2 separate regions of the Homo sapiens genome follow, and region 2 is linked to region 1. Evidence: chromatin contacts called from ENCODE Hi-C or POLR2A ChIA-PET data. All regions are on one chromosome and are shown on one strand. Each heading gives the region's core, a stretch centred on a gene start or an enhancer-like site at or near the end of the contact. The rest is flanking DNA. Distances are from core to core; before and after follow the strand shown.

What was found. A loop is a pair of places that touch in the nucleus more often than their neighbours do. ChIA-PET counts read pairs that join two places held with the same protein, here RNA polymerase II (POLR2A). Pooled maps may share reads with other maps.
Region 2: a loop to region 1 is called in a pooled map, with 2.4 times the contacts of the local background. The contact joins the enhancer-like site here to the promoter of AKT3-IT1 in region 1. A Hi-C loop is called at or near these places in 2 of 168 maps with a recorded cell type or tissue (PC-9 and endothelial cell of hepatic sinusoid) and 2 of 50 pooled maps. POLR2A ChIA-PET finds 5 or more read pairs at or near these places in 4 of 52 experiments (CD4-positive, alpha-beta T cell, T-cell, activated CD4-positive, alpha-beta T cell and 1 more).

What each region holds. Positions count from the first base shown.
Region 1 is chr1:243,792,086-243,799,055 of GRCh38, forward strand. It overlaps AKT3-IT1 (AKT3 intronic transcript 1), which reads right to left and starts at 2,315. Exons shown (of 2, transcript NR_046761.1): 1 at 2,175-2,315; 2 at 1,120-1,495. The region is part of intron 2 of AKT3 (AKT serine/threonine kinase 3); the gene reads right to left.
Region 2 is chr1:243,725,053-243,731,939 of GRCh38, forward strand. The region is part of intron 2 of AKT3 (AKT serine/threonine kinase 3); the gene reads right to left. Among named protein-coding and RNA genes, the nearest start is that of AKT3-IT1, 66 kb to the right of the region's middle. Within about 2 kb of position 2,924, at least 3 of the 41 ENCODE cell types and tissues checked have a DNase peak (open chromatin) inside an H3K27ac peak, as active enhancers do.

The DNA of each region.
Region 1 (6,970 bases), core at 1,065-3,564:
AGTTCTGCCAGCAGTTTTTTAAAGCTGCTTCCTGTACTAGGGAACGTTCACTGTTCTTGCACAAACAATAATAAGTCATTTATACAAACACCTTGGTTATTCTTTCCTTTTAAATTCACTGGTAATAACAAAGGCTACCATCATGATTCTAATAAACATTTTGAGCTTTTACCATTAAATTTCTATTAATTTATTATTTGTGGGGAAACAATTTATTCACTTAACTCAAAAATATGTCTCCAATGCTGCCAATCATGTGCCCGACATTATAGATAAAAGTCAGCAAAAGAGATACAGTCACTGCCCTCCCAGAGCTTCCAGTTTTGCTGACAAGATATTATGGAATTATACATCTATATATATAACCCGGACTATGAAAAGGGAAAAATATACCATGAAAGCAAACAACATGATCTGGCCCTGGGGGTCAGAGGATTCCTTTGGCAGTGATAATTAAGCTGAGATTAGCCTTACAATCACTAAACATGATTTGAAACACACACATTCCAAATCATCCTAGGAGTAGGAATGCTTACAGCTACATGGGGGAGGGGAGAAGAGTTTATAGGAGCCAAGGTAAAATCCATGACTTTAAAAATAAAGGTGAGAGCTTCATGTGTACAACACCAAGAGATCACTTATCTCTGTAGGAAGAAAAGCAATGGCCATTCCTAGCATACTTTCACTCAAAAACAGGTTTCGTAGCTAGAACTATTTTCCAATAATAAAGCCAAACATCAGCTATCAATCTAATAATCTCCAATCATCTCAAGTCCTCCAAACACATTAAAATGAATTTATAACAGTAAATGTATCACAAGCCTCAACACCCCGTATAAACCCAGTAATGAAAAAAGATGTCTTAAGCTTCACATATCACAGGTCATCTAATGTCAGAACAGAAACAAACTTCTAGAAATCATCTTGTAATAAAACACTTTTCACTGTGCAAATCAGGAGTAACACCCGAAGTGAAGCAGCAGCACTTACAATGTCACACATCTAGTTCAGAGTAGAACAGGAGGCTAGAGCATGGACTGCCTGAGTCCACTCTCTATGCTTTTTCTACCAGCATACAGCAGCAAATACATGACAAGAAACACACGTTGCAAATAAATAAGGCAGAATTTTAAGACACAAATTGCATTTCAAAATTTTTATTTTAAAATTTTTTTTACATATTTTTAGGGACAGGGTCTCACTATGTTGCCCAGGCTAGTCTTAAACTCCTGGCACAAGCAGTCCTCCCTCCTCAGCCTCCCAAAGTATTGGGATTACAGGCACAAGCCACCGTGCGTAACTCAAAATTTTTATACATTTTCAACTGACCCACACATGCTGCAGGCTCTAGAAAACAAATGCTCCCTCTTACCACATACCACAGAAGAGTAAAACTGAAAACAACAGCTGGGCACAGTAGCTCACACCTATAATCCCACATGCTATGGGAGGCTGAAGTGAGAGGATCTCTTGAGGCCAGGGGTTCAAGACCAGCCTGGGCAACACAGTGAAACCCTGTATCTATAAAAAAATAAAATTAGCCAGACACAATGGTGCACACCTGTAGCCCTAGCTCCTCAGGAGGCTTAGAAGGGAGGATCCTTTGAGCCCAGGAGATCAAGGCTGCAGTGAGCTATAATCGCACCACTGCACTCTGCACTCCAGCCTCAACAACAGAGCAAAACTGTCTCAAAAAAAAAAAAAAAGGGTGAAGAAAACCGACTATTTATTGACTCCCTAGGGTCTAGGAGCTCGACTGAGTAGCTCATCTACTTTAACATCCATTAATCATCACAACTACCCTCTGATTAGATATTATTCTCATTCTACTGAGACCCAGAAACATTAGAAATTTACTTATGGTTACATAGCAGAAAAATGGTAGAAGTAGGACTTGAATTCAAGTCTAAATCTAAATCCATGTAGCCATTTTACCATTAAAAAGCATTTTTTCTTTTTTTGAGACAGGGTCTCATTCTGTCACCCAGGGTACAGTGCAGTAGCACGATCATGGCTCAGCTCACTGCAGCCTCAACCTCCCAGGCGTAGGTGATCCTCTCGCTTCAGCCTCCCAATTAGCTGGGACTACAGGCGCAAGCCACCATGCCCACCTAATTTTTCTGTATTTTTTGTAGAGATGAGGTTTCACCATGTTGCCCAGGCTGGTCTCAAACTTCTGGACTCAAGCTATTCATCTACCTTGGCCTCCCAAAGTGCTGGGATTACAGGCATAAGCCACTGTACCCAGCTAGTGTTTCTTCATTAAAAAATACTATACAATGTGATTAGGTTTCCCTGGGAACTTACAAATGCCCATTTAATTGCTAATGAAACATATTTTAAAGTTTGGTCTAGGATAACTGCCATTTATAACATTATATCAAAAAGAACTACCAAGTTTTAAACAACTACTTTACAAACAAAATTTGGAACATATTCTTAAGTTAAATGTTATTCATATTTTCTTTTATAACATTCTTTTCAACCCTGCTGTCAGTGCCACCAGAAATGGGTGTTATCTACTCCTATGAAATGTTGGCTCAGACACAAGAAGAAGAGTATAATGCATGACTGCTTAAGAGAACCATAAAAATACAAGAACTACATTTTAATCATTCTGATTTCTCCATTGGTGGACAGCCCATTAACAGCTTCAACTGGGAGAGAGCATACTGCTCAAAAATAAGAACCCAGCAGTCCAAATAGAGCAAAGCACATCATTAATTAAAAGAATACCAGTTTTTGCACAACTACCCACACCATAGGACTTTCTGCTTTCTCAGCTCTGCTAAATTCTGTTACCACTCACGCACCAGGTTCTCAGCTTCCAATATTTAGTTGACGTTGTTTGCCTGCTGTCATCTCTCATCTCGTTCTCTTTACCCTCATGGATTTCTGCTTTTATATGTGTTCACTATCATTTAAGTGGGGAAGGAAATACATGTCTTCTCTGATAATACTGGAGATTTTTAAAGTTTTCTTTTGATCCCTTATGGTATCTGTTTTCTCCCAGTGTTCCAAGTATCACTCCCTCTCCACCTCTCTATGTCTACTTTTTTTTTTTTTTAATGTTGGAGTCTTCCCCCAGATGACCAATGGTGTTAGATTGTTTGCTCATATTTAAGAATAAGCCCCTGAAAAGAACTAACTGAAAGATCTGTGTGGGAAAACAGGGCTTAACGACTGGTAGAATTCACTTAAGGTACTCTCAGCAGAAAGCCTATCAGTATCTGAAGATGCTGTTATCTTCAGTCTTCCACAGGAGAAGGATAGGACAGGCTTGACTGTGCAGTTCTGGAAGGAGAGCAGAGGAAGAGAGCTAACACTTCTATAGTTCAGGCGTAGGTTTCCCTTGATCTCCTTGTTTTTTTTTTTTGTTTTTTTTTTTTGGTTTTTTTTTTTTTGAGACGGAGTCTCGCTCTGTCGCCCAGGCTGGAGTGCAGTGGCGGGATCTCGGCTCACTGCAAGCTCCGCCTCCCGGGTTCACGCCATTCTCCTGCCTCAGCCTCCCAAGTAGCTGGGACTACAGGCGCCCGCCACTACGCCCGGCTAATTTTTTGTATTTTTAGTAGAGACGGGGTTTCACCGTTTTAGCCGGGATGGTCTCGATCTCCTGACCTCGTGATCCACCCGCCTCGGCCTCCCAAAGTGCTGGGATTACAGGCGTGAGCCACCGCGCCCGGCCGATCTCCTTGTTTTAAACCAAGCAACAATCCACGGCCCCTGGTTTCAAAGTCCAGACAGCTCTTCATTAATTTTGCAAAGAATAAACCTTGTTCTCCTGAGGCCAGGGAGTTGGTAGTGAAGGGACTCACCCATCCACAAGGGCACATAGGGAGAAAATCGTAGGGGTCCACCTGTCAGTGTACACAGATTTTCCGACCAGCTCCCCTGTTTTCAGCTCCATTTCTGACCCCTATCTTCCTTAGTATCTGGTGCCTCCAAATGCTGAGACTCTTGGGAGCTTCGGACAAACACAGTACTGCATTTCTTACAGGTATTTTTGTGCACTTACAGGTACTGTGTGATTCCTCTGCAAAGTCAGTCACTACCTGTCCATCTGCTTATTTGAAAGAGGTATAGCAGCTTCTGTCTCCTGTTGTAACCTCTCCCAGTCTCTGATTTCTTTCTTCCATTTAGGCAGGGATTAGGAAATAAGAAGAGATGTACAGGTGTAGCCAATCTGTCACTTTTGGTCAGAAGCCCTGAGAGAGCTCTTTTGAAATCAGCTATCTCAGGATACTGACTTAAGGACTAAATTAGTATTTCTCAAAGTCCGATCACAGACTTGCATTAGAATCCACAAGGATGCTTGTCCACACAGCAGTCTGGGTGATTTTTGCTTTTGCTGTTACATGGAAATCAGATTAAGTCACTCCCCCACTTAAAACTTCCTAATAAGCAGCTTCTCACTCCACTTAAAAGCCAAGGTCTTTCAAAGCCTAAAATAATACGGCCAATGTATGTCTATCTCTGATCCCATTTAATACCATTCTTTCCAGGCACTTTTCTCTACTATTAATATATTCTGACAACACTGGCCTAGACCACCAACCAGTTTATTGCTATCTCAGGGCCTTTGCACATGTTCTTTCCTCTGCTTGTAACGTTCTTCTTCTAGTTCTTGCATGGCCCCTTCTCATTTTTCAGATCTCAGTTCAAAGGTGGACAGACAAAATGTGGTACATCCATATTATGGAGTGTTATTTAGCCTTAAGAAGGAAGGAGATGCGGACATGTGCCACAGCATGGATGAACCTGGAAAACACTACGCTAAGTGAAATAAGCCAGTCACACAAATACTGTACGATCCACTTACATGAGGCACTAAAGCAGTCAAATTTAAGAAGGCAGAAAGAATGGTTGTTGTTAGGGGCTGAGAGGAGAGAGAAAATAAAAAATTACTGTTTAATGGCTGCAGAGTTTCAGTTTCACAACATGAAAAAAGTTCTGGAGGCAGATGGTGGTGAATGGTTGCAAAACAATGTGCATGTACTTGATGTCGCTGAAACGTGCACTTACAAATGGTTAAAATGGTAAATTTTATGTTATATATATTTTACTACAACCTAAAAAATACTTTTTTAAAAAAAAAAGCAAGATAAAAAATAAGAGTTATCTCTTCAAAAGACACCTCCCAAGATCACTCTATGCAAAGCTCTCTCTCTCCTTTCCCCTGCCAGGTAATTATCTGGCACATATCATGGTATACTTTCTTCACAGAACTTAGCACTATATAAAATTATCCTGTTTGTTTATTATCTCTCCGCCAGTTACAGAGTAGGCACCTGGGATGTCTTCTAACACTACCTACACAATATGGTAATAAATATATAATAGGAAGACACTCAATACACATTTGGTGGCTAAATGAATTAACTGTCTTCTAGGTCTCAACCCAGATCTACTAAATGAGAATCTTGGGATTCTCAGACATTGCTTTATTGGGAGAGAAAACTTGCTATTTATGACCCAAATAGCACCTCCCAATCCCAACAGCTAGTTAGGACAATTTGACACAAATGACCTTTAAAATAGATATTCTCTGTTCTTACCACAGAATATGTGCTTTTGATTGGAGGGTTAAACAGTGGGGAAGGTATAGATGAAAGAGGAGTTTCTAACATTTTCATAAAGGAATGCCTGATAACATGACAATATAGTTCCTTTAATTATTCTTAAATGATTAAGCATGTATAACTATCAGAAGAGCTTCTACATAATCAAATAGATCACTAAACTTCTTTATGAAGTAATTCAAAAGTTAGGATAACAAAAAAAAAAACCAAAAAACAGTTTTTCTTTTTTTTTTTTTGAGATGGAGTCTCACTCTGTCACCCAGGCTGGAGTGCAGTGGTGTGATCTCGGCTCACTAAAAGCTCCACCTCCTGGGCTCATGCCATTCTTCTGCCTCAGCCTCCCAAGTAGCTGGGACTACAGGCGCCCACCACCACACCCGTCTAATTTTCTGTATTTTTAGTAGAGACGGGGTTTCACCATGTTAGCCAGGATGGTCTCGATCTCCTGACCTCGTGATCCGCCTGCCTCGGCCTCCCAAAGTGCTGGGATTACAGGCCTCCCAAAGTGCTGGGATTACAGGCGTGAGCCACTGTGCCAGGCCCTTTTTTTTTTTTTTTTTTTTAAGACAGGGTCTCACTGTGTCACCCAGACTGGAGTGCTGCAGTGGCATGACCACTGCTCACTGCAGCCTGACCTCCTGGACTCAAGCGATCCTCCCACCTCAGCCTCCTGATCTCCCACATAGCTGGGACTACAGGCATGCACCACTACACCTGGCTAATTTTTAATTTTTTTTTTTTTTTTTTTTTTTTGTTTTGTAGAGATGTGGTCTCGCTATGTTACAGGCTGGTCTCAAACTCCTGGGCTCAAGCAATCTGCCTGCCTCAGCCTCCCAAAGTGCTGGGATCATAGGCATGAGACTTTGTGCCAGGCCTTCTATTTATGTTCTTGATATTATCTAATTTCCTACAGGATTTTGTTCTCATATCTTCTCTCTGTTATCTTTCCATCTCACCTGGACAATTCTATAGCTCACTCCTAGACAGCAAACAAACACACTTATCTCCCCATTCTAAAAAATATTCACTCACTCTTACTACATGTTCAACCTCTAATTTTCTCTATTCCTCTCCACAACATCCAGCTTTTTTGAAGTCTACTTTCTCATTTCCCATTCACTCCTTAACCTTCAACTCCACACTGGCGAATATGGTCATCAACCCCTTAACACAGCAGTTGCTCTTTCATTAGTCACCAATGAGCTCCTTTCTGTTACTCATCATACCTCCTTCACTGTTTTAATCTTGCTCCTCCTTTTAGATGACTTAAATTCTGTTCATCGCTAAAGTATGAGTGGAAAGTGGGGTAGTGAACCCAGACAAGACTGGGTGTGGCCCTGGCTTCAACAGTTATTGCACTTTTCTGAGCTGACTGACATAGGACTGGTCTG
Region 2 (6,887 bases), core at 1,674-4,173, 66 kb before region 1:
AAATTAAATTAGCCTGGCATGATGATGCATGCCCGTAGTTCTAGCTACTCGGGAGGTTAGCTTGAGCCCAGGAGTTTGAGGATGCAGTGAGCTATGATAAGGCCACTGCATTCCAGCCTCAGAGACAGAGCGAGCCTTGTCTTTAAAGAAAAAAAAAAAGAGAAAAAGAAATGAAACTGCAATAAGGGCAGTAAGAAAAGTTCTGGAAAGTGTTGACAGTTTCAGAAGGAAGAGTTTACTTTCAAATGGTGACAAGGGAAGACAAGATACAAGAGGTGAAACTTGAGCTATAACTTGAAGGGTTGATGAGTAGGACTTCACCAGTGACTAGAGTGAGTGAAGTATTCCATGGGGGCACTGTGCTATCTGCAAAGATGCAGGAAAAAAAATTATAACACCACTCTCCAGGAATATGTGACCAATCTAGCAGAATAACAGAACAGAACTCAGCCTTTTTTGTGTCTCTACTTCAGAGACAAGAATAATATACTCCAGCAGTAACACTGCTCACTGCATACGGAGATTTGCAAGGGTTAAGGGTCGGGGGCATAACCACAGAAATAAGGTCCTTGTGACAACTAAATAAGATAAAATATTATATTTAAGATCATTACATTCCTTTTGAAGGTCACTTTGACTACTTCAATATACAGTTCAAATATATTTAATTCTTCCAAAATACCATTGCCAAAAAAAATTAGTGAAAAGTGGTAACTGGCTTATATAATTTCGACGATTTAATGAAAACAATACATATGCCACATATACATGGCTAAAAGATGTCACAGTTGATTCAAAATGGATAAGCAATATATATGTTGTTACAATTTTCAAAGTAATAGCTAAAAAGTACACACAGAAAGGTGTTTATACACATTCACTCATCTATCTGGCACTTCGTAGAAGACTAGGAAAGCTACTGGCCTTTTTAAAAGGTTAGTTCTCATAAAGGCCTAGTGCAGGCAGCTCTGGAATTTCATGCCTCCAACATTAATGTCTGGAATTTCATACCTCCAACATTAATGTCTAGTATGCTGGTGGGTGCTACTCATCTTTTCAAATCTGTTTTAATTATTCTGTTGCTGGGCATTTTAACAGATCTTAAGTTTGATAAATTTAGAATTCCAACTGGAGGTTAACCCACGCCCCAATATGTAAGCCAAATCCATTTCAATTATTTACGAAAGGCAGATAATATCAGAACAAGACTGATTATTTAGGTATTAAAGGATGTATAAGTAAATTCCAGTGGTGAAATCTGGAAAAATTATCTGGATGAAGAGTCAGGTGTTTTTTAACGTGTGGGAAAAAGTTGTGGGGTTAATATTATTTGATCTGCTTACTAAATATAAAAATATTTTACACCTATAAAGTGAACTCAATTAATGCAGGGAACAATCTAAAATATGGCAAATATTTAATATGGTTGTTTGGTAATATTTAAGTTCAGTTTCTATAACTTACAACAGGTAAATTCTCAAAAGAAGTTGTCAATTTTCTGAAAATCTCAGTCTGTGGTTGCTCAACTTAGCAACCAATATTCTCTTTTTCAACCCAAAAGAAAGTTAACATTTATCTATGAACAAGCACTCAGTCCCACAGCCATGAGAGTTGTCAAAATAACAGGAAGAAAAATGGACCAAGGATATATAAAGCTGAAAATGGGTCAGAATGCTCAAATTAAGAATCAAACTTATGTTTTTATTTTTCTTGCTTTTTCTTGCAAGCCAGGGCATCCTCATGAAAAAACAGGTAAGAATTTGGCAAGAATAGGGATAGAAAGCAAAAAGAAACTTGTTTTCCCAAACATCTGGCATCCTTCAACAAACTCTGGCAATGAAAAGTCAAAGCAAAGCAGATAAGATTCTGCCAATCACCTTCTACTTAGGCAGTGGCAATAGGTGGCCTAGCCAAGGCTCCCTGCCTGAGCTGAGAAGAGATGTCAGTATTGTGGTAAAGCCCACCTCCTTGGTCTTCAACAGATTCCTTCCATACCCCCAGGTTATGACAGAAAATGAGCAATTCACACAAGCATAAATGTGAAACATTAACATTTAAAAGGAGCCTAACCTACATAATAAGTGCTGAGGCTGAATACACATTGTGGGTCAAAATCAGGACAAGGCAGCTCAACATGGCATCTGTTAAGGGAAGAAAAATAAAGGGCAGACAAAAGACAACATTTAATCCTAGGTTCAACCTTCATAAATCAGCATACAATACCAAAAGTAAGTTAGTTGATTGATTGATTGATTGATTGAGACAGGGTCTTGCTCTGTTGCCCAGGCTGGAGTGCGATGGTACAATCTCAGCTCAACACAGCCTTGACCTCCTGACTCAAGCAATCCTCCCAAGTAGCTGGGACTTCAGGCATGCACTACCATGCGTGGCTAATTTTGTTCACTTTTTGTGGAGATAGGGTCTTGCTATGTTGCCCAGGAAGGTCTAGAACTCTTGGCCTCAAATGATCCTCCCACCTCAGCCTCCCAAATTGCCAGGATTACAGGTGTCAGCCACTGCTCCCAGCCCCAAAAGTTTATTATTATAAGGACTCTTACTCTTCATTGTAATTTATAGGCTGAAATTGCAAAACTGAAAACCCTATTCTTGCAACAATAACTTGAGGTATTTAGAACTCATGACACCAAGTTTCACATCCTCTTTCTTAAGTCTGCAGAAAAGGAACCTCCATCCTTATAGTTCAAAGTCTTTCTAGCAAAGAAAAAAAGAGAACCAAGAAAAAAAAGCATCATAACTATTTTGTAAGTATCAAACTAAAAAATTTGATATAATCTTAGTTTAAAAAAATAATTATAACACTGATTTGATATTTAGGCATAGAGGGATGTTGGTGTTTTATAAGAATTGACCTGACTATAAGCAGCACTCAGCTACATCTCTCAAAAATAAGGGAAAGCCATTTTAAGAGCTTGAAGTAGTATGTTGTAGTCCTATGACATTAATAGTTTAACAGAAACCACATACAACTTGAAGACTAAAACTATCAACTCCCTAAACAACTCACAGTGTACGTTAACATGACTTGACTATTCAGGGAGAGCCTCACCCTGGCAAACGGTTTGATTGTTCATCACAGCAAACTCCTGAAACACGCATCAACGATTCAATAGAAAGCCCCAACAGTATGTAAGATTTTTTGAATCCCTTGCTGTTGCATAATGGTCATCATCCAATTTTAATCAAACACACACACACACCCAGTATTCACTCAACCTCAACCAAACTTTGATTCTCAGTACATACTATCCTTGCTTTCTTCCCTCCAAGAAACCGCCAAAGTTCTAACCAGGTGGTGTACTCCCTTTCTGTGACAGGCAATAAACTCTATCTATAGGTTGTGAGGGAGACACTTGGGCAGCCAGCACTTGATACTATGCCAGCTGTAAGTTTTAATCATTCAGGAATATAGTGCAAAGAGTACTGTGAACTTATGGTGTGCTAATGCATCATACTAGCAATTGTGAATTTAGATCATAAACCTTTGTATTTCACCTAAAACTTTATGGGAACAGATAGGACAGGACAGGCAATCCCAATGCTTTTGTAGAAAAACTGTCTGGTCATATGCTGTCAGTTCTTCACGATTTCAAAGAATAACCACTTGAAAGAAAATTTTCAAAAATCTAAAGACTTAATAAAACTAAGATCAATGAGTTTTAAAGTACGTGTCATTAAAAGCACAAACTCATTTGCAGTCTATGGACTCTAAGGCAAGAGTCATATGCCAGACATCCCAGAAGAGGTAAAAAGTTATTAGAGACAAAAAGGACTTCAGGGAAACTTAGTTTTTCCTTAGGGAAAGGAGTCCTCCATGGAGTCACATGGCCCTCCAATAAGTAGGCATCAGGTAGTGTATCAAGAACTGATACAAGATCAGAAAGGAAGAGCCAATGAGTTAGGAGAAACCAAGGTTGGGTTTCAAGAATTGAGTTGCTACTTGTGCTGAATGATATTAAGAGATGGAGAAAAAGAAAGAGAAAAATGTTCACGCGGATGTCAATGATTTTTACTAGACTCTTCAGAGGAGTAAGAAATCCAAATAAACTAGAGTTTAGGGCAGAAAATTAACTACAAGGTGAGAATATGAAAGATGCCAGTGTGGACAAACCATGCAATAAAATTTTATTAAAAGAGAAGCAGAAATAGAGGCAGTAGCAGAATGGGAAGCAATATGTCAAGAGGGGGCTTTTCTTTTTAGGATGGAAGATACTATTGCACCTTTATATGCCGGTGTGAATGATAAAGCAGAGAGGGAGAGACTGGTAATACAAGAGAGGTAATGATTTGAGATTTTGAAAAGATTAAAAGGGTGGAATTCAAAATACTAGTGAAAATAAGAGCATATGCACTGAGTTTAAAGCATGAGAATATGGTGAGAACATAAATGGGTACAGCCTTTCCAGGAAAAAAATCAAGTACCTCATAGATTATAAAGAGACATGAAAGTAACCATATCCTTTGAGCCAGTAATTTCACTCATAAAAATCTACCTTAAAAAAAGATCTGAAATCTATCTTAACTGTCTAATGATCAGGGAGAACTGTTAGGTAAATAATTATAAAATGCTATTAAAAGTCCTTAATGATATGGGAAAACGTTCATAATATTAAGAGAAAAAAAGCAAGATATAAAATTCCAAATGTTGTATTTTAAAAATAAAAATATGTGCATAGACAAAAGATTAAGGAGACATAAAATATTAGTAATATCTCTGGACAATAAATGATAGATTACAGTGTTCTTCTTTATGTATATTTTTCATTTTCCCTAATAAGAATGGGTCACTTTATTACCAGAATAATTTACTTTCATCTTGCCTGTATTTTCCAAGTCTCTCTACTGACACCTTCCTAACAGCTTTAAATATTTGTGTATTTCAGAAATAAAATTGTGATAGTGGCAGGAGGCAGACAAATTCCTAGGCAGATTGGGACAGGTCCCCAGTGAAACCCAACCTTCAGGGCACACACAGCATGAAGCCTGAAAACCTGGCTGCTCCTTCTAGCTGGAATCCACAACCTGGAGGGAGAATTTCCTTTACGCCTTTCAGCCAATGAAATGGTGTTTTTTCCAGGTCCACCCATGGACCACTCAGCACGCACTTCCTCCTGCCCAGGGACCAATCAGCACACACTTCCTCCATTTTGAGCCCATAAAAACCCCAGCTTCAGCTGGACTCAAGGTAAGTAAGGACTACCCTTAGGAGCTGCCCGCTTTGGGTCTCCTCTCTGCTGAGCTGTTCTGCTACTCAGTAAAACTTCTCCACCTTGCTCACCTTCCAGTTGTCCACGTAACCTCATTCTTCCTGGACAAAGGACCAGAATTCGGGACCCACCCAACAGTGGGCATGAAAAGGGCTGCAACACTTTCCTGGCCAACTCACCAAACTGTGGTGGTGACATGCTCCCATTTGCTGGACTGCAGGAGTGAAAAGCAGTGACACTTCTGGGGGCCGAGACATCAGGATTTCCCAAGCCAGGGCTGTAACACTATAGCCTTCCTGCCTTCTGCCTGCATTGGGCAGCTGCCCCATGTGACAGGAAGTGGCAGTGGAGCTGGGCCAGCCTGGGAGCCGCCGGCTGGGGTGAGGTGGTGGGACTGAACAAGCTGAAACCTGCTCCCCCTGCTCGCCGAGCCGCGGGTGGAGAGAATGAGAGAGCACGCCTGACCCACTCCTTGAGGCTCTGCAGTTGCTGGCGTCCCCAAGTTTTTAGGTGCCACCGCATCCCCCTTTTCCAGACACCAGCACCTGCACCAGAAACTACGTGTGGTACGCCTGCTCCAGCTGCAGCCTGGCAAGGAGCCGGCACCTCTGCCAGCACCCAGAGCTGCCTGCCCCACCACAGCTGGCCGGACCCTGTGTTAGCTCTCTCACACACCCTTCAGTGCTCTGAGCCTGGTTTGCCCTCATCAGGCGTGGGATCCGGGTTGGGCGAACTGAGTGCAGCCTGCCGGGCTGAGTGGGTGGAACGAGCACAGTGGGAGTGAGTGAAACTCAAGCAGGGGCGCCACAGGCCACAATGGTTCCCGGCTGGCAGAGTGACACCTGAAGGATCCCGTGACATTTCGATTATTTCTGCTCATAGCATAAACTCTTATATGTAAGTATCTACCACATGCCAAAATGAAAGCAAAAAATATATATAATAGCCTGCTGTAGATATATATTATGTTGTTGTAGCAGCTCATGTTTTCTACCATCCATACGTTTAAGATAAATGGCATGCAATATCACCAATAATAAGGCAATAGAGAACAAAGAGTCTGCAAGAATTTAGAAAACACTTGCTTTGATATACAGCAAGAACTAAGGGGCAAGAAGAGGTAATGGGCAAGCTCTGAGTCACTCTTACTGGATGGTCTCAGTACAGCAACAGTAACTAGGATAAGCCAAGGCGTCCTCTACACACATAGTGAGGCCAGCTTGAAACAAGGAAGTACATAGTTGCAGACTTGGAAGCTAGCCACCGCAGCTATTTAAAAATCAATAGAGAGATTATTTTTTAAACCCTCTTTATCCAAAAAGAGTGTTCTGTGAAGAGAAATAGAAGGCACTAGAAGTGACGCACTGAAAGATCTCAGTTCATGGAATGATCACATTTGTAAACTAATAGTTTGTGCCTCTTTTTAGAGTCAAAAGTCAGTAAGCTCAAGTCAGTAAGCTCTGGGTTGGAATTCCAGCTCCTGTTTATTAGCTGTGCAACCATGGACCAATGTACTTCACTAACCCTCAGAATCTTCATTTATAATTTCAGGATTATGATATTGTACTTATAGAGCTTTGAAGAGGATAAAATGAAATAAAATGGGAAAACACTCAGTGAAATGCCTCATATGTAATTACCATGTAACGGTTTTTCCTTTCT